Linked DNA regions of Homo sapiens: region 1 is linked to region 2. Evidence: chromatin loops called from intact Hi-C (ENCODE). Cell type or tissue: natural killer cell. All regions are shown on one strand. Each heading gives the region's core, and the rest is flanking DNA. Links, peaks and the distances in the headings are about the cores only.

Region 1 (9,344 bases), core at 4,105-6,604, 650 kb after region 2:
CCACTTTACACACAAACACACACACACACACACACACACACACTGAATTTGAATTTGTATCACAACAGCAAACAGTTTATTGAAAGCATGGATTTGGATTTGGACTGATCTAACTTTGAATCCAAGTTTCGCTTTTTGTTTGCTTGTGTCCATGAGGCATGTACCTAAGCTCTCTAAGCTGTTTCCTTGTCCACAGAAAGGGGATAATAAGAACACCTACCTCAGGGGGGTTTTGTGATGTTTAAATTAGATGTATATAAGATGTTTAGCCCAGAACCTGGCACACTGTGTGTTCTCACCTAATGGTGTATAGTAGCTGTGACTGCTGCAACTTGCTAACCACCAGAGATGTTTGTAAAAACAAAACAAAAAACTCATCCTGGACTTGTTTCATTCTGCTGAAGATCAGAGAAGAAGAGACCCTGGCTTACCCATGGGATGGCAAGAATTATATCTGTAAATAATAATAATAATTAATAATAATTCCTTGTTCCAGTAGAAATTTTCCTAGACATAATACTCCAGTGTTAAAGTACTGAACTGTCTTGAGATGCTCTCAGTAAATACATGGTTCTATCAAATCTGTTGTTTCTTTTTACTTTTTTTTTTTTTAGACGGAGTCCTGCTTTTGTTGCCCAGGCTGGAGTGCAGTGGCGCGATCTCAGCTCACTGCAACCTCTACCTCCCGGGTTCAAACGATTCTCCTGCCTCAGCCTCCCAAGTAGCTGGGATTACAGGTACATGCCACCATGCCCGGCTAATTTTTGTATTTTTCATAGAGATGGGGTTTCACCATGTTAGCCAGGATGGCCTCAATCTCCTGACCTCATGATCCACCTGCCTTGGCCTCCCAAAGTGCTGGGATTATAGGCATGAGCCACCATGCCTGGCCCAAATTTGTTGTTTCTTAATAAGGAGACTTTTTGGCTTACATATAAAATTATTAAGGGATAGAGCAATAGATACTCTGTGAAAGAGATAATAGGAGCAGGATATGGCTTGGAAAAAAGAAGTCAGGCTATGTGAAATTAATAATGGTCTTCAATAAGGATTTAACAACCTATTATGAAGAGTATAGTGGTCAGTTCTGCTCCATTTCCACTAAAACACAGATGAAGTATGAGGCTTAACTGTGGCATTTAAAGTAGAGATTTAGTCAAGTCTGGATTATACATGCTTAGAAAAGGGAATCAAGGAATGGATAATGAGGACCATTTTATAATCTAAAACTGCATTTGGCCTTAAAGTGAAGTCACTGACATTTATTCAGGGAATGTCTTTATGAAAACAACCATATTGATTGTCTTGAAGATTTTTTTTTCTTGTTGCAGTTGCATTCATTAATTGCGCAATTGATTAGATCACTCAGTAGATCATTCTTGGTAATTTTTCATGCTAAAGCATCTGGTTAATTAGGTTTTATCACGATTAAAAAAAAAAAAGAAGAAAGAAAGAAAGAAACAGCCCATTCTTAGACTGGTTTGCAGACCACGGTCAGCCAAGGGGCACATTCCTGTATTCATCCCAGCCTCCTGGGACCAGGACTTCTCCACTCGCCTGTAAACTGCTCCATCCAGGCTCCTGTCTTTCAGTGAGGATTTGGGCTCCGGCTTTGAACTCTGTCCTCCTCAAGTACCATCAGCATCTTAGGTGACCTGAAGCCTACCTCAAGGACCCATCACACCTGAGTTCCTCACTTCTTTGCTTTTCTTCTCCCCTTCAGCCGCCAATGAGTTAAAAGTACAAATCTGCTGAATGGAGCCTCTGGGAATACTATTGTTTTTATAGCTTAAAAAGAAATAGTGCTGACTCACTCAGTTAATCCCTGCTGCCGTTTACCACATCACACTACCCTGTCCTGCTGCCTGCACTACCCCCTTCTTGCCACTTCTATTCAACGTGGTACTGTAGGTTCCAGCTAGGGGAGTTCAGCAAGAAAAATGAAAAAAAAAAAAAAAAGAAAAGGGGGGCATCCAATGGACACACCTTGATCTTGTCGTCCCAGATCCGCTCCTCTTCTGAAATCAGAAAACTGAAACTTCTTACCCTTCCAACCAGGCGACTCAGTTACTTCCCAGACACCATCTCCTTGACCCCTGCAGCCCCACCTTGTTTCTTGAGTCAACTCTCCTGATCTCCTGCTTCAAATCTCCACCCTTCAATTCTGTCAGCCCCACCTCACCCTCTCAGCAGATCACCCCACCCCATCAGAAGAAAACAGATACTCCCAGAAGAGAAGAAGTGGAACACGTGCCGTCATATCTCTACACTGCTTCCGCCTTCTTCCTTCCCTTCCGTTACGACAGAGGAAGTCACTCATCCGTCCTAGCTCCTGGACGCTGGACCGCTCCTCAACTCCCTGCTCAGGGGGAGACTAGCTCCTCGTATTATGTTCAGTCTCTACGTTTCTCTACAGAAAGGTAGGAACTAGGGAGCATTTAAACACATTTGTTTTTTCCCAATCTTGAAAGTAAAATCAAAGCCCCTTGTCAAACCCCCCTCCAAATCCTAAACTGTCTTTTTCCTCTCCATGGACAGTCGTCTCTTCTCTCCCTCTGCAGCCCTCCCAAGTCCCACGGCAGCTGGGTCTTCATCTCTCCACTGCACCCAGAATCACACGCTGACCCAGATAAAGCTCAATGCAGTGAACACTCTTGGGTTTGTATCTGTTTTACCTCCAGGCAACATTTGTTGCTACAGACTACTCCCTGTTCTCTTCCTTTCTGTAATCCAAGTGCTCTCTAGGTCTCATATTCAGTCTCCCTCCTAGACGCCTCCACCCTGGAATAATGTGTTTCGTGTTTTTTCTTAGGGCTGTGTCCTGCGTTCTTTTCTCTTCTCGCTCTTCCAGCTCTCACTGGCTGCATTTGTTTCCTCTCGAGGCTTCATTTACAATCTGATGTGTGACAACCTTCAGTCCTTTTTCCCTAGGGTAGGCTTTTCTCCAGAGCTCCATGTAGCTAACTAACCACTGGACACCGGTTCTTGGAGCCAGCTCCTTCAAACCGCTCAACTCATCCTGTCTCCAACAAAATCATCCTTAGCCCTTCCTTTCTCCCAAGTCACCCTGCAGGTTCCCTTGCTCCTAGTAATAACGCCATTGTTTACCCTGTTGCTCAAGCCACGAAGTTAGGAGTTACTCCTAAAGCCTCCCTCTCTTGACTCCTCAGATCCAATCAATCATCAAGTCTTCAGTTCTCCGCTCTAGATATCTAGCTAGCTATTTCTAATCCCCACCAGCCCTTGCTTTAGTATAGCAAAACCCTCCTAACTGGTCTCCCTGGTTCCTGCCTGGCTCTTGCACACAGCTTTGAATCTATAAAATGTTAATCCAATTGTGTCCTGCATTCCCTCCCCTTCATCTGAAACCCTCTAAGACTTCTCATGGCCCCTAAGGGAAAAGGCAGCCTCCCAAAGAGGGCTCAGAAGACTCCTGGGGCTCTGCACAATTTGGCCCCCTTACCCAAGCACCGGCCTCACTCCTCTGCACTCTCTGCTGCACTCCACACCTCACTCCAGGGCCTCGTTGCGCTTCCCGCTCTCTCTGGGCAGTCCTCCAGTACTCCTCTCCTTTCCCAACTAGGCTAACCCTTACTCAGGCTTCAAATCTCAGTTTAAATGTCACTTCCACGTGAAGCCCTCTGTATTGGGTGGAATGATGCCCTTTTACTCCTCCCCTCCACAAAAGCTATTCCACATCCGGGCCGGGTGGCTCACACCTGTAATCCTAGCACTTTGGGAGGCTGAAGTGGGTGGATCACTTGATGTCAAGAGTTTGAGACCAGCCTGGCCAACATGGTGAAACCCTATCTCTACTAAAATACAAAAATTAGCCAGGCATGGTAGTGGGTGCCTGTAGTCCCAGCTACTCGGGAGGCTGAGGCAGGAGAATTGCTTGAACCTGGGAGATGGAGGTTGCAGTGATCTGAGATCGAGCCACTGCACTCCAGCCTGGGTGACAGAGTGAGACTCTATCTCAAAAAACAAAAAAAACAACAACAAAAATGCTATTCCACATCCTAATCCCTGGAACCTGTGACTATCATCTGATATGGTAAAAGACGTGATTAAACTAAAGATCTTGAGAGGAAAAGCTTTTCCTGGAGTGTCTGGGTGGGCCCTGTCTCAGTCTGCTCGAGCTGCTGTAAAAAATACCACAGATAGTGTGGCTTAAACAACAGAAATGCTTTTCCTCTTGTTTCTGCAGTCTGGAGGTCCAACATCAGGGAGTTGCCGGGACTGGTTTCAGGTGAGGCCCTGCTTCCTGGCTTGCCTTTTCTCTGTGTCCTCACATGGTCTTTCCTCAGTGCTTGTGCAGGGGGAGAGGGAGGTCTCTGGTGTCTTCCTCTTCTTATAAGGGCACCAGTCCTATTGGATTAAGGCCTCACCCTTTTGACCACATTTACCTCTTTTAAGGCCCTGTCTCCAACTACAGTCACACTAGGGGTTAGGGCTTCAACAGATTTGATTTGAGGGGGGCACGATTCAGTCCACAACAAGTCCTAGATACAATCCCATGTATCCTTATCATGTAGACACACGGAGGAGGAGACACACAGAGAAAAGGAGGCAGTGATGTGACCACAGAGGCAGAGATTGACATGATGCAGCCGCAAGGTGAGAATGCTTGGAGCTGCCCCCAATAAGGGAGAAGGAAGGACCTGATTCTCTCCTAGGGCCTTCCAGGGGAGTGCAACACCTTACTTCAGACTTCTGGCATCCAGAACTGTGAAAGAGTAACTTTTTGTTGTTTTTAGCCCTCCAGTTTGTGATAATTTGTTACAGAAGCCACAGGAGGCCAACATACTTCCATGACCTCATGGATAAGATTAGGTCCCCTGCCAGCTGCTCCCAAGGTCCCAGTACTGTACTTTCCATAATCCCCACCACACTCGATGTTTAAAGTCAATCTCGACCTCTAGACTTTAAAGTCATGAGGACAGGGACTTTGCCTTTCTTGCACACCACTTCTTCCCCAGGGCTTGGTACATAGTAGGTGCTCAATAAATATATGTGAGATGGATGAATTCATGAGCTGATATTGAGAAGCTCTTGGCTGGGAGAGTAAATAACCAACTAGCCTATGAAAACAAGCTAGGGAAGTTCTTTCCTGTAGGAGACATTCTCAGTCCTTTGAAATAATTAGGTGAGGTCTTGTCTGCAGACCACAGGAATGACCTTTCAGGGAGTTTTCTAGTCCCTGATACTGTGACCCTGTGGTTTTCAGTTTTCCTAGCAACTTGAGCTTTGGTGCCCTCTGGTGACAGAAATTACTTGTCTCTTGGTCTCTTGTTCTACATCTGTCAAAACTGACACAAATCTAGTTACCTGTTGCTGTATAGAATTTTCTCATTATGGAGAAATTGAATTTTGTCTGTGCAGTTACAAGAAATCTGCTAGAATTGTGTGATTAACCAGTCTGTAAAAGTTTCATAAAGCACATAACCTCCAAAGACCTTACAGATGCCCATTCAAGTGTTTCCTTTTGAATATGAAGATTTTCTGATGAAACACAACGTTTCAGGTTACGTTTGCTACCATACTTTTCTCCTCAAATAGCTATGTTTTTAATATGAAATTTAATTACTATTTTGAAAACCAACATTGTATTAAGTGGCTGCTTATAATCACTGGAGGCTTACAGTGCTTTCCAATGCCTTTAAACCTTTATTGTGATTGAAAAGCAAGTTGTTAGAAGATTGTGTGTGTGCTGTTTGTAAATGAGAAGTTATGGGTCTGGCTGCCTGTCCGTAAACAGACTTGCTTTATCTCCTGAGCTCGTGCAAATGCTGACAGCTCCACAGTCTTCTGATTTTAATTCTGAGTGAGTGAGTTGTGATCCAGACTGTTCCACATGGCAACTGCACGCACAAGTGTGCTCGGCTTCACACCAAAGATGTGTTTCTCAATGTGTCATTTCAAGACGATTTGAGAGGAGGCAGTAAACACAATTTTCTTTCCTCACGGACAACATAATCCTCTTAGCAATAATTTATCATAATTTCTTTGAGCTTCAAAGGGACAAATGGGTTTGTAAATATTTCAGTTTGAGGGTTTTCTGACCCCAACCACTTAGTCAAATAAATAAGCTGCTATTTCCAGGAATTCAACATTGGTTTCCTTACTAAACTGAAGAATCCCTTATATAATGTAAACAACCACCCTCTTATTTTGTTTGTATATTCTGAGTTTCACTTTCCTATTTATATATCTGTACCTACCCACAAGACACTGATGTCCCCAATCTGCTTCTTACAAAGAGGCAGAGTTATGCAGGCCTCACGATGCAACTGCTTCTGGAAAATGCAACTGCGTGCATGGTGAATCTTCAGCTGGTGAGATATTACAGATTTCTTTTAAAATTTTTTCTAGAGAGAAATGGGTTAAGGAAATAAAGATATTGGAATGGGGCGGGAACGTGAGGTGATTATTTTAAAGACTTGGGAGGGAATAGAGTATAATAGTTGAGTATAGCTTCTAGAGTTAGACTGCCTAGGTTTGAAAGCAAACATTGCTATTTGCTAGTTCCGTGCCCTTAGGAAAGTCACTTAAGCCCCTGCACCTCATATTCCTTATTTGTAAAATGGTGGTAAAGACAGTAGCTATCTTTTAAAGTTGCTGTGAGAATTGAGTGACTCAGTGTTGTAAAGACCCTCGAATAGTGTCTGGCACATAGAAATATAGATATAGTACATATAAAATTATATATACATAATATGTACATATATAATAAATATATAAACATATACATACATGTAATATATGATATATAAAATATATCATATAATAGATAAATATATACATATAATAATTATATGTACATATTTATGTTATATAATTATTATATGTATATATTCATAAGCATATATGTATTTATATATACTTATATATATACATGTATTTATATATACTTATATACATACATGTATTTATATATACTTATATACATATATATTTATAAATATATGCATTTATATATACTTAAAATGTATATATTTATAAATTTTATTATAAATGCATACATATATAACTTATATACAATATATCACATTTATATATAATATATAATTTTTATATGCATATATGTTTATGTAAATTATATATAAATATGTATATGGGCTGGCGTGGTGGCTTATGCCTGTAATCCTAGCACTCTGAGAGGCCGAGGCGGGCTGATCACCTGAGGTCGGGAGTTCCAGACCAGCCTGGCCAACATGGTGAAACTCCGTCTCTACTAAAAATACAAAAATTAGCCGGGCATAGTGGCACACGCCTGTGATCCCAGCTACTACTCGAGAGGCTGAAGCATGAGAATCGCTTGAGCCTGGGAGGCAGAGGTTGCAATGATTTGAGCTGAGACTGTGCCACTGCACTCCAGCCCGGGAGACAGAGCGAGGCTGTGTCTCAAAAAAATGTTTATATATATATATAATCCTTCTCCCTCAGTTACTAAACAGCCTTCCCTGGACCTGACTATCAGCAATGAGAATTACTCTTCTTTGCCCCATTTCTCTCCTTCTGCCTAAGCCAGAACAATCACTTCTCCTGGAGACAGATTCATTATGAAAGGACTTTAATTCTGGTCTGACAGACTGCTTGACATTGGAGTGAATTCTCAAGGCTTATCAAAATCATCTCGTGGAATGATGAGTTGACTTGCACCCACTGAAACGGGGGCAAATCTCCTTCAAAAGATCATGCCAAAGACTGTGTGGGTACCGGAAAGGCTGTGTGGCAGGGAAAAGGTTTGCTCTAACCTAGAAGCCTGCAAGGTCCCCTCTGCACGCCCAAGCAGCGGGCCCGAGTTCATTATGGCCAGCAAAGCCAACTGACACCACAGGAAACAGAGCTCGTGGGACACCCCATGACACGAAGTTTTCAACCTCATTGCTTCCCCCTGAAGTCAAGTTTAGTCACCTGTGCTGTGCTGGACCAGCCATGAAAGTAATGAGGGAACTGGATCACTCCAGGGAAGCCCAGGTGGAATAATAGGTGTCACTCAAAAGTACAGCTTTCAACTTAAAAAGGAAGGAAATTCTGATACATGCTACGTGGATGAACATTGAAGGCATGATGCTAAGTGAAATAAGCCAGTCACAAAACAACAAATATTGTATGATTCCATTTATATGCGGTACTTAGACTAGTCACATTTATAGAAACTGAAAGTAGAAGGGAGGGTGGTTGCCAAGGGCTAGGGGAAAAAGGGAATGGAGTTAGTGTGTAATGGATGTATTTCAGTTTTGCTAGATGAAAAAGTTCTGGAGATTAGTTGAACAATGTGAATGTACTTACTACTGAGTTGCAGACTGAAAAATGGTTAGTATGGGCCAGGCGCGGTGGCTCACACCTATAATCCCAACACTTTGGGAGGCCAAGGTGGGCAGATCACTTGATGTCAGGAGTTCAAGACCAGCCTGGCCAACATGGTGAAACCCATCTCTACTAAAAATACAAAAAAATTAGCCACGCATGGTGGCGCATGCCTGTAATCCCAGCTACACAGGAGGCTGAGGCACGAGAATCGCTTGAACCCAGGAGGCAGAGGTTACAGTGAGCCGAGATCACGTCACTGCACTCCAGCCTGGGCAACAGAGATAGACTCTGTCTCCAAAAAAAAAAAAAAAAAAAAAGTTAGGATGGTAAATTTAATGTTATGTATACTTTTCCACAATTGTTAATTAATTTTTTAAAGTGCAGCTTCTGATGGCACACGTATCTCTCCCTCTTCTTTGTCTCCAGAAGATGAGAGGGAGCATGAGACAGCAGATAGGATGCGTCATCTTATTGCATTTATTTCTGTAGACCATGCATTGAGGCTGTCTGACCTTCAATTATTCATTAAACAAATATTTACTGAGTTGAGTACGTACTACATGCCAAGCATTGTTCTAGAGGCTGGAGTTACAGCAGTGAACAGAAAAAGATCTCCCCAGTTCCCTAGTCACAGGGATCTCACCTTCTAGCAGGTGGAGAAAAACAATAAGTAAATAAGCAAGTAAGATATATGGTATTTATATGGCAATAAGAGCTATGGAGAAAAATAAAGCAAAGAAGGAGGAAGAAGAAGAGTGTTTCAGGGTTGTATTTTTAAATAAGGTGGTCAGGGGAGACCTCACTGAGAGGATGGTATTTGAGTAAGACTTGAATGAGATTAGGGAGTTAGCTATTTAGGTATCTGCAGGAAGAGTGTTTCAGACAAAATAAAAAGTCAGTGCAAAGGCCCTGAGGCAGAAACATGAATGGGGTGTTTAAGGAAAAGCAAAGGGGCCATTGTGGCTGAAAAGGTAAGCAGCAGCAGAGAGACAGTCTAAGAAGAGGTTAGAAACATCACAGAAGCAGCC
Region 2 (9,344 bases), core at 3,036-5,535:
AAGAAGACTGAGGCAGAGACAGGTTAAATAACTGACCTATATTTACACAACCCAGGCTCCTCACCGCCGTGAGAGAGCTCAGATGACTCGCCCTCAGTTTGGAGTCTGAAAAAGAAACTCTGAAGAAGAACAGAGACACAGATTGCCAGGCTCTCCCCTAGGCCCAAACCTCCCCCTTAAATACTGGCTCTTACAAGCAGATGCCTTGAACAAAGCCTGTGCCCAGCTAAGTGAAAATCTTTCACTTACCTTCCAGAGGTCACCCTGATGCAGACGAAGAGAAAAGATAAATTTGCTCAGCTTCAGATGTAGCCATCGTTCCTATCATAGGCAAGAGCATCTCCGTAGTGATGAAAAGCTCTATAATTTTAAATGTGTTATTGGTCTAAGCACAATTTACACTAGGGATGAAAAAAAGGAAGAGATTTATGAGATGTAAGATAGAAAGATAAACTCTTGTCCCTTAGTGGCTATTAGAAACATTGCCAACATACCATAAATGTGTGAAAGATGACGTGATTATTTTGCATTTCCACTGGGCATTTCATATGTTGCAAGAATTTACTGGGGCCAAAGTCCCCAGTAAAGATGGTAGAGTCTGGGGAGGGGAGGTGGAGGAGGCCCCACTGACCAAGCCCCCATCTGGGATGGGTATAGGGCAGGTGGCTTTAGGCAGAGAGAGCACACTCTGTTGCCTAAGGTGCAACACCTACCAGCATCCTCTTTATTTCCTGCCTCTAGCCACCTGCTCTGGGGGCAGGTTCGGTGGCCAGGCACTGCCCCATGTTTCATCAGGCTTTGGTGTCAGATTCTGGGTCTAAGTGTTCCAGTCCATCACAAAATCTGAAACAAGAGAGGGCAGCCAGGACAGGAGAACTGGCAAGGTTCATCTAACTACCCCTAAAAGCCTCATAAACATAAGCATCCAGTGAGTTAGTGCCACCAACCTGGCCCCAAGAGACACAGGATATTTTATCAAAGAGAAAGAGATTGGTGATCAGAAAGTGATTTACCTGAAACCCACTTGAATTATTCTCACAGCTGGCCAATCTGGACCGGTTATCCTGGCAGGGACATCATCAACATCAACATCTGAAAGCCCAGTCACAGGAAGTTAGTCACAGGGCAGGCTGCTGAGTCAGGGCTGGGATGAAGGTCACATAGAGTCCTGGGGTTAAACCAGGTGATGTGTCCGAATCTCCTCTGACCCAGCAGCCAGTGTCTTGAGCAGGAGGTAAACTCCAGCTCTGACCCCTGGAGAAATGTGATAGCAGGCTTGGGCTTTTAATTAATTTACTTATTTGTAGAAATGGGGGTCTCATTATTTTGCCCAGGCTGGTCTCAAACTCCTGGCCTCAAGTGATACTCTTGCCTTGGCCTTCCCACACTCTAAGATTACAGGTGTGAGCCACCATGCCCAACTTTTGGTTTTGGTGGGACAGGACAACAACTATTGGGAAATTAGGGTTCTAAGATTTGCTCATGTTTTGGTGACATCAGTCATTTCTTGTGGAGCCAAGTACAGGGTATATGTCCCATGGCCTGTAAGAGAGAAGGCAGATGACTGGGTGAGGTTTCACTTTCTGCAAGTCAGATATCTTTCCAATGGACCCACCACTCTCAAATACAACTGTTAAGAGAATTAGCAATAGAACATCTGCAAGTCAATTGAGGTGTCCTAAGGGGAAGTGCTATGGAAATGGTCTCATGAAGCACTTGTGAAGTTAGCGATATGGAGTCCTTAAATGGATGGAAATGAGGACTACATGTCAGAAGTCCTGGATTTCACTATCGTGACTCCTGTATCTGACCAGGAGAGTACTTTGGTGGCTGTATCCTATATTTAAATTTAGGCTGCAAATGGAAAAACAGTTTTTACAACTCTAAATACACTTTCTACTACAGAGAATGGTGACTGAAGCAAAAGTAAAAATAGCTGCTCGCACCACGGTTTGAGAAAATCTAAATCTGAAAATGATCATTTTTATTTGCATGCTACCAAATAAGGACATTGGGGAAGCAATGAGTCACCAGTATTTTAGCATTTACCAGATTCCAACATGATGTGAGGATATTCTTTAAGATGAGATTTGAATATGCTCTAATCTACGTTAAGCTTTACCCTTGAAGTGTAACCCTAAGTTCCTATCTGAAAAACGGGCCATACTTGGGAGACTCAAGTGGGAGGATCGCTTGAGCCTGGGAGGTGAAGGTTGCAGTGAGCTGAGATTGTGCCACTGCATTTCAGCCTGGGCAACACAGTGAGACCCTGTCAAAAAAAAAAAAAAAAAAGGCCAAATCACAGCTCTACAGCACAGTTACAGCAGTGCTCCAATTAATGATTTCAATGCCTTCAAACGCTCAAATACAAGGGAGTAAGACCTCACATCTGAAGAGTACCTTAGGCTTTTTAAAGTACTTTCACCTACATTATCTCATTTGATCACATTTGATTCTCACAAAATCCTTGAGGCAAGGTGTTTGTAAGTGTGTGGTTGCCATATTAGAATATCATTGAACTGTGGATCCTTCTGTGGAGACAGGATGAATCAGTACCCTGTAGGAAAAAAAAAAAAAAAGGAACAAACAAAGGAAAACTAGGAGGTTTAGAGATCTAAGCTCCCTGTTAACAGGCCCCTGTCACATGGCCCCTGTATAAACCAGTTCTCTTAGAGTGCCAAAACCCAGCAGAAAGCTTTAGAAATTGTTTACAACCCAAGTGTGTTTTCTTCTTTTCTATGCTTTTAGAAGACAGTTTAAAGAGAGTTAGGGAATGCTCTGGCCTTTTGTTTTGAAATTTTCTCTGCTTGTTGTCTGGTTGTCTGCAGACTGTGAGATTGGTCTATTTGCTTTAAACAGACTGAACAACTTTTAAAACAAGCAGGCTGTTATGATGGGTTGACTCATTTTGGATGTGCAAAGATGTTTACTGAGCTTCTCATTTAAAACTTGAAAATTCTTCTGTCTCAGTGTGACACAGTAATAGTTTAAAGGGGAGCGCCGTCTGTTGTAGTGTTTTGGAAGGTGGCATAAGAAAAATGTCTCTGTTCTACAGCATGATCAGCTATCTGCCTCTTCCCAAGGATTTTTCATGAGCCTTAGAAAGAAATCCATATCATTTAAGTTCCCAAGGGCAAACCACCTTTGCCAAGAGACCACTGAGTACAATTTCCAAAGATGGAACACATTTCTTGTTATGCTTCTGGTTTAGCCCAGTATCAGAGGTGGCGCTCAGTCCCTGCATCCCAGGGGAGAATGTTTTCTGGAGAGTTGGGGACAACTGCAATAGGTTTTACATATTAACTTATCACAGCAAAATAATGAAATGAATAAATTAAGATGACACCCACACTGTTCCCCTTCTTCACGCTACAGAGGTGGTGGGGCAGAAAGGGGGGTAAAAGGGATTACCAAGCCAGGAAGCTTGTACTTCTGTCCCCTCGGCCTGAATTAGCACCCATCTTTGTGGAACACAACTCGCTGTGAGGGGGTTTCTCCTGCCAGAAAGGAGGCCATGGAATGAGCAAGTCCAGGAGTGCTGGGCATTAGGACATCAAATAGCAGGTCGTAGGGACCAGGGATTAGGAAACAAGAGGTCTGGTCCTGCCTCCCTCTCTAATTATTTGTGTGACTTTGGACTAGGCATTCTACCTCTTTCATCTGTAAAATGAGAGGGTTGGACTACGTGTTCTCCAAGGTCCCTAACAGCTTCTAAAAAAGAAACATGTAGAGAGGTTGTGAAGCAAAACATGATGATCCCTGTTAACTGTAAAAGGAATAGACCTTGGAAGTGGTGCAAAAATAATCCGCAAGGAATGCTTGCGGTGGGTTGGAAAACTATAAGGAAACGGAGAATTGTGCGTCGTGTATAACATGAGTGGAGATATATGAGACAATCTAAAATGGGGCACATGTAAGCTCACATCTTAAAGCAGAAAAGTCAGGCTTTTGAACCGAGGCTTGCCCTATTCTTTTCTACAATCTCTCCCCATGATAATGTAGCACCTTGTGCACACAATTAAATGTCAGCCACAGAAAACATTTCCCTTGGCTTTGTTGTTCCAGAACGGGATTCTTTTGTCCTCAATATAATGGATATGCAGAAACAATGATAGAACAGAGATTTTTTTTCTAAAGCGATGACAAACACACTACTGCTTCCTCCCTCCCTCCCTCCTTCCTCCTTATCCCCACCCCCAAAAATAAATCATTGTTCCAAAAAAAAAATCCCATTGTCTATTGTCCACGGAGATCAAGATCCGCCTAGGAACAGCTCTGGCGGCCGCCGCAGCAGCCCCGAGCAGCCGGTAGGTGGCGCACGAAGGCAGCGCAGGCGGAGCGCGGGGCCGAGCCCAGAGCCGGGGTCTCGCCGCCCCCACCCCTGCCGCCGCCGCCGCCTTCCACCCCCTCCTCGCGTGCTAATTGCTGGATACTCTACTGGGACTTCGGTCAGGGAAAAAGAAAGCGGGAATGGGAGGCGGGGGTGGCGGGGGAGGTGGTGAATCCGGTTCCGAATACACAAAGCCTCCGGGGCTTCGGCGACCCAGGAGCAGGGCGCCCTCGGCCTCTTCCCCTCCTCCTCTCTCCCTGGGCGCGGGGCTGCTGCGGCCTAGCCGGCCTCGGCTCCCGCCGGAGGGACACACAGACCAGCAGGAGGAAAATGGTGACCGCGTGCACAGCCCCACGCGCCGCGGCGCCTGACGCCTGCCCGAGCCTGGGCGCCTCCCTCCCCAGCTCACCCATCCCGGCCGCGGAGCCCGGACCCACCCCGAGCGCAGGCCCGCCCGACGGGAGTCGCCCTCCCCTCGAGGAATGCCGAGGCCCACAGGAGGATTCCTTGACCTGACCGCGGGCCCCTGAGCAGCGGGTTCTGCCCGAGCCCGAGAGCGGGAGGCCCCACCAGGGGGTGCCCGGGCCGGCGGGCGAGCCCCCTTCCCGGTGGAGCCGCGGGGCCCATGCCCTCTGTGTCGGGGCTAACGCTGTCAGTTCCTGCAAAGATGAACGGCCCATGTGGTCGCCTGACCCCCCAACCTCTGCCTGGTGGAACATGATGTTAAAGAGTTCTGCTGGCCCTAAAGTCAGAAGCCTGGATTGAAACGTGAGCATGGACACCCTGGAGCTCTGTGACCTTGAGGATGTTCCTAAAGTCCCCAACTCCGCACCTCCCCAGCTATCAAATGCGGGGAATAATACTTACTTCCTAGGAATGTTGTGAAGATTTTTAAAAAGTGGTTCTTAACTTGGCAGGAAGCCTGGCATAGAGTACCTATCATTATGAACAACCCGACTCTCCTTGCAGGAGGAGGGAGAGGCACAGTTTGCCGCCCTTGAGACAGACCTGGCATCGCTGTTGCAGAGACTCAGCAGTAGGGGTTCCCAGCCGAGGAAACGTGGCTCCTAACAGGAGCTCCCATCTGTCCTCCGCTGCCCCCAGCCCCCATCCTCCTCCTGCCCTGCTGCTGTGACTGTGTGGGGCACTCCCCCTCTCCCTCCGCTCCCTGGATAGACCTGTGATTTATGCCCCTTCTCTTTTGGAGAGTTCTGACAGAGCCCTATCACCCAGGCTTGGGAGGCAGACCCTGGCTCCCCCATTTGCTAGCTGGGAGTTTAACCTCTGGGGCTTCAGTTCACTCCTCTATAAAATGGTGGGCCTGATACCTACTACACAGGTTTTTTGTGATGATTAAGGGAAATACTGTGTATAAATGCCTGGCATGTACTATCTCTTCAGTACATTTGAAAATTTAAATTTTACAGTTGAAATTAGGTTAGATTATCTTGCAGAAAATGATGGTGGTTCATTGGAATTTCCAGATTTCCATCGAAGGTGAACCCAGCAACTGCTAACAGCTTCTTACTCCCATCTGAGTCAGCAAGGTTATTTCCCTCCAGGAAAAGAGCAGAAATCCAGTGAGGCCGCATTCTCCCCAGAGCCTCACAGGTGTAACTCAGACACTTACTTAGGTTTAGTTGGCCATTTTAGAGCCCGAAGAGTCTCTGGGGGTGGGCCTGGCTTTAAAGTCGCATTCTAAGCCATGATTGTGTGTCTGGCTCATCAGGGCCTCCTTCCTAGCCGTCCCCACATGCACACTGCCGCCCAGCCAGAGGTGTGGTGGCTAGGGCAAGGGACTGAGCCAGCACCCACCTGAGGCAAGTAGGTCAGGAGCTGTGGACCCTTCTCTAAAAGGATACTGGAGAATTTCCGTGAGCATCGGATTTATATAGCTGTTCAGGCATTGGGCAGACTGATTCCCAGAGGCAGTGGCAGGACCAATAGGCAGCTGTGGTTGCTAGCCTCCCAGATGACCTCCAGTGACCCTTGCCTCCTGGTATTTATGTTCTTGTATATTCCCCTCCCCTATGAAGCAGGGCTAACCTGTGTGACCAAGTGAATATTGCAGAATGACAGTGTGACTTTCAAGCCCATGAAAGGCATTGTGGCTTCCACATTGCTGTCTCTTGCGTCATTCATTCTGGGGAAAGTCAGGCACCATGTCATGAGAACACTCAAGCAGTTGCTTGGAGTGGTCCATGTTTCAAGGAACTGAGGCCTCCACCATCAGCCAGCAGCAACTCACCAGCCGTGTGAGTGAGCCTTCTAGGAAGAGGATCCTCTAATGTTAATCACACCTTCAGATGACAGCAGCCCTGGCCAACAGCTTGGCCTGGTAAAGAGACTCTGGGCCAAAATCATGCAGCTAAGCTATCCCTGAATTCCTGACTCACAAAACAACTGTAAGATAAAAATATTTCAGCCTATTTGAGGTGCATAGATGCTGTATAGATGACGAACATGGCAACATGAAAAAAGTCCCAGGCTTCCATTGGCCAACGTGGGGCTGATAATAAGGGTTCTGCCCCCTCAAATGATCAGCTCTGCTAGTTCCATATATGTCTGGGATCTAAAAACCTTTTTTTGACCTCACCTGAGGCCCCACCTTCAAAGGATCTAGGGGAAAAAAACAACAACAACAAAACTCAAACCAGAGTCTCCTAGTAGCAGCAAGTTAATAGTAACCCTAACCTGTGTTTTCAAAAAAGTGTTCAGAGTACGGTATCCCCCTCCCTCCCTGCACCTCTTCCCCACTGTCGGTTCTGGCACCTGGCCTAGGTGTAAAATTGTCAGCACTGTCACTGCTTTTTGGTCTTATTACGAGTGTGTCTGCTCTGATGTGCTGGTTCCAGCATGTCATGGGAGAAGTGTGAGCACAGAAGAGGAGGCTGTGTCAGATCTCTGTCTTCGTGTTAGCAGCCTGCCTCTAAAAAGGCTGCAGGTGAACGGGAGGAGACAGGTTATGATGACCTGAAGGGTACAGAGCCAGGCTGCTCCATGGATCAGGTGTGAATGCTAAAGTGGTCAGGTCACTTTGCTTCTTTCTGAAGTTTCCTGGGTCAGTTCTAGGACCAGTTACCTGTAGATAGAGACGTGAGGCTGAGTCCATGACCCTAGCAGTGGCAAACTCTTGTGTACCGCTATCTAATAGAAGTCTTACAAATTTTCACCATTGCTCACACTTAAGAATCATGTTTTTGGCCAGGCACAGAGGCTCACGCCTGTAATCCCAGCACTTTGGGAGGCTGAGACAGGTGGATCACCTGAGGTCAGGAGTTCAAGACCAGCCTGACCAACATATTGAAACTCTGCCTCTACTAAAAATACAAAAATTAGCTGGGTGCCTGTAATCCCAGCTAATCGGAAGGCTAAGGCAGGAGAATCACTTGAACCTGGGACACAGAGGTCGCAGTGAGCTGAGATAGTGCCATTGCATGCCAGCCTGGGCAACAGAGCGAGACTCGTCAAAAAAAAAAAAAGAATCATGTTTTTAATTTAAGCAAAGCTATTTAAAATAAATCACTAGATAATAGTCTTCGGCTGACCAAATGCTACTTGAAATCTGTACTTTGATGAAATATCTGCCAATGCGTATAGTTAACTCATATTTTTAAGTGTAAACGAATCTAAGATATCTGAGTGGGTGTTTATACTATTCTGCTAGAGTTCTAGGCTGGTTATTTGGTGTAGACTTTAGATCCCCTAGATAGCGGCCTGTAATGGGGTTGGCTTGTCAGAAAACATCAACCTCTTGAAAACCATCCCGATCCCCTAAAATCCATTTCTTATTTTTGATGTGACACTGTTTCAGCTTTTTATTTTTTTCAGAAAGTTTTATTTCTGCTATATTTTTAGATTCAAAAGTATTTATTTAAGGTGAACAAATGATACAGCATACACAACTGCTGGAACTGCTTTTTAATTGAGAACAAAAAGGGAATACCTAGGACAAGAATATGCAATTACCACATTTATTGTTTTCAGTGAATTTTTGTCAAGTTTTATCTTATTGTTAATGTGATGATACAGCAAGCCTTGGAAAAGAATAACACTTGCGTTAAAGAACAAATCTAGATAAAAATGGAAAACTGAGTTAGCCACAACCCACAAGGCCTTCTTTGGGAAGACTCTTGAAGAAAACCGACTCACACTTCACAGAAGAATATGGCACTGTCATTTTTCCCTTTATAGTGCCGAAGTGTTCCTGAACAAAGGCCTCAAGGCATTATCAACTCATCATCTATTTTGTGATGTGCTTTCTATTTTCAGGAACCTGCCCTCCTCCCTCTTTGTTCCTGATGCATCTGATCATTGGTGCCTACTACTTTGGTCCCACACACACTCAGTGTAGCCAGCCCCCACCCGGAGAGTTCACCATGGTGCCCAAGAGCCAGACAGGCAAGGTCATTGTCCACCCACAGGACCAGAGGAAGACTTCAGGCCCCACCCACTCCTCACAGACAAGCTGGAGCTATATGAAGTCTGAAGGAATATAAATTATTCCAAATGATCTGGAAAGAAAGTAATAGACTATAAGTACATTTCCAAGCCCTGGATATTGTTTAAAAAGCAAACAAAACAAAACAAAACAAAAAAACTTCTCTTTTCTCTTGCTGGGATTTCTGATGATACAGTAAACAAGTCCCAACAGGTGACCTAATCAAAAATAGCTATATAGCACTTAGAAATGTATATAGCTCAACCATCAGCCTTGCGGAGTAAGGAAAGAAGAAACCAAAGTATTTATACTTCACTGGTAAACAATGGAATAGATTGTTTCTAAACATGTCTTCCAGCTAAAAAATTCTGCAGTGTAGTTTCTATAAATGACTTCAATCTGATTTTAATATTCATCCATTCAGCCAGATATTCAAAAATTATTTAAGTGCCTGTTATACACTAAACACAGATATACATTAATGAATAAAATAGACACAGGTCCCTCCTACGGGCTACAGCCAACCAAATGACAAACAATTACAGATATACTTACAAACTGCCTACATCTGGG

What was found. Hi-C counts contacts between places; a loop is a spot of excess contacts. Peaks named below come from ENCODE experiments on the same cell type or tissue, not always from the same donor. Only the 100,000 strongest peaks of a DNase experiment are listed, where the experiment ranks them.
Region 1: it touches region 2 in a loop (3-fold over the local background); 12 of 110 quality-filtered maps call a loop at or near these places.

What each region holds. Positions count from the first base shown.
Region 1 is chr4:139,599,674-139,609,017 of GRCh38, reverse strand. It overlaps LOC105377622 (a long non-coding RNA gene), which reads left to right and starts at 2,315. Exons shown (of 6, transcript NR_171655.1): 1 at 2,315-2,420; 2 at 2,562-2,658; 3 at 4,208-4,249; 4 at 4,536-4,617; 5 at 6,261-6,335; 6 at 7,447-9,344. In natural killer cell, for the core only: a CTCF peak has its summit at 5,257 (motif pointing left); a DNase peak (open chromatin) is centred at 5,247.
Region 2 is chr4:140,248,316-140,257,659 of GRCh38, reverse strand. It overlaps a transcript of SCOC not described here. Among named protein-coding and RNA genes, the nearest start is that of MAML3, 99 kb to the right of the region's middle. In natural killer cell, for the core only: CTCF peaks have their summits at 4,086 and 4,292 (motif pointing right); DNase peaks (open chromatin) are centred at 4,309 and 4,579; H3K4me3 peaks cover 551 bases; H3K27me3 peaks cover 563 bases.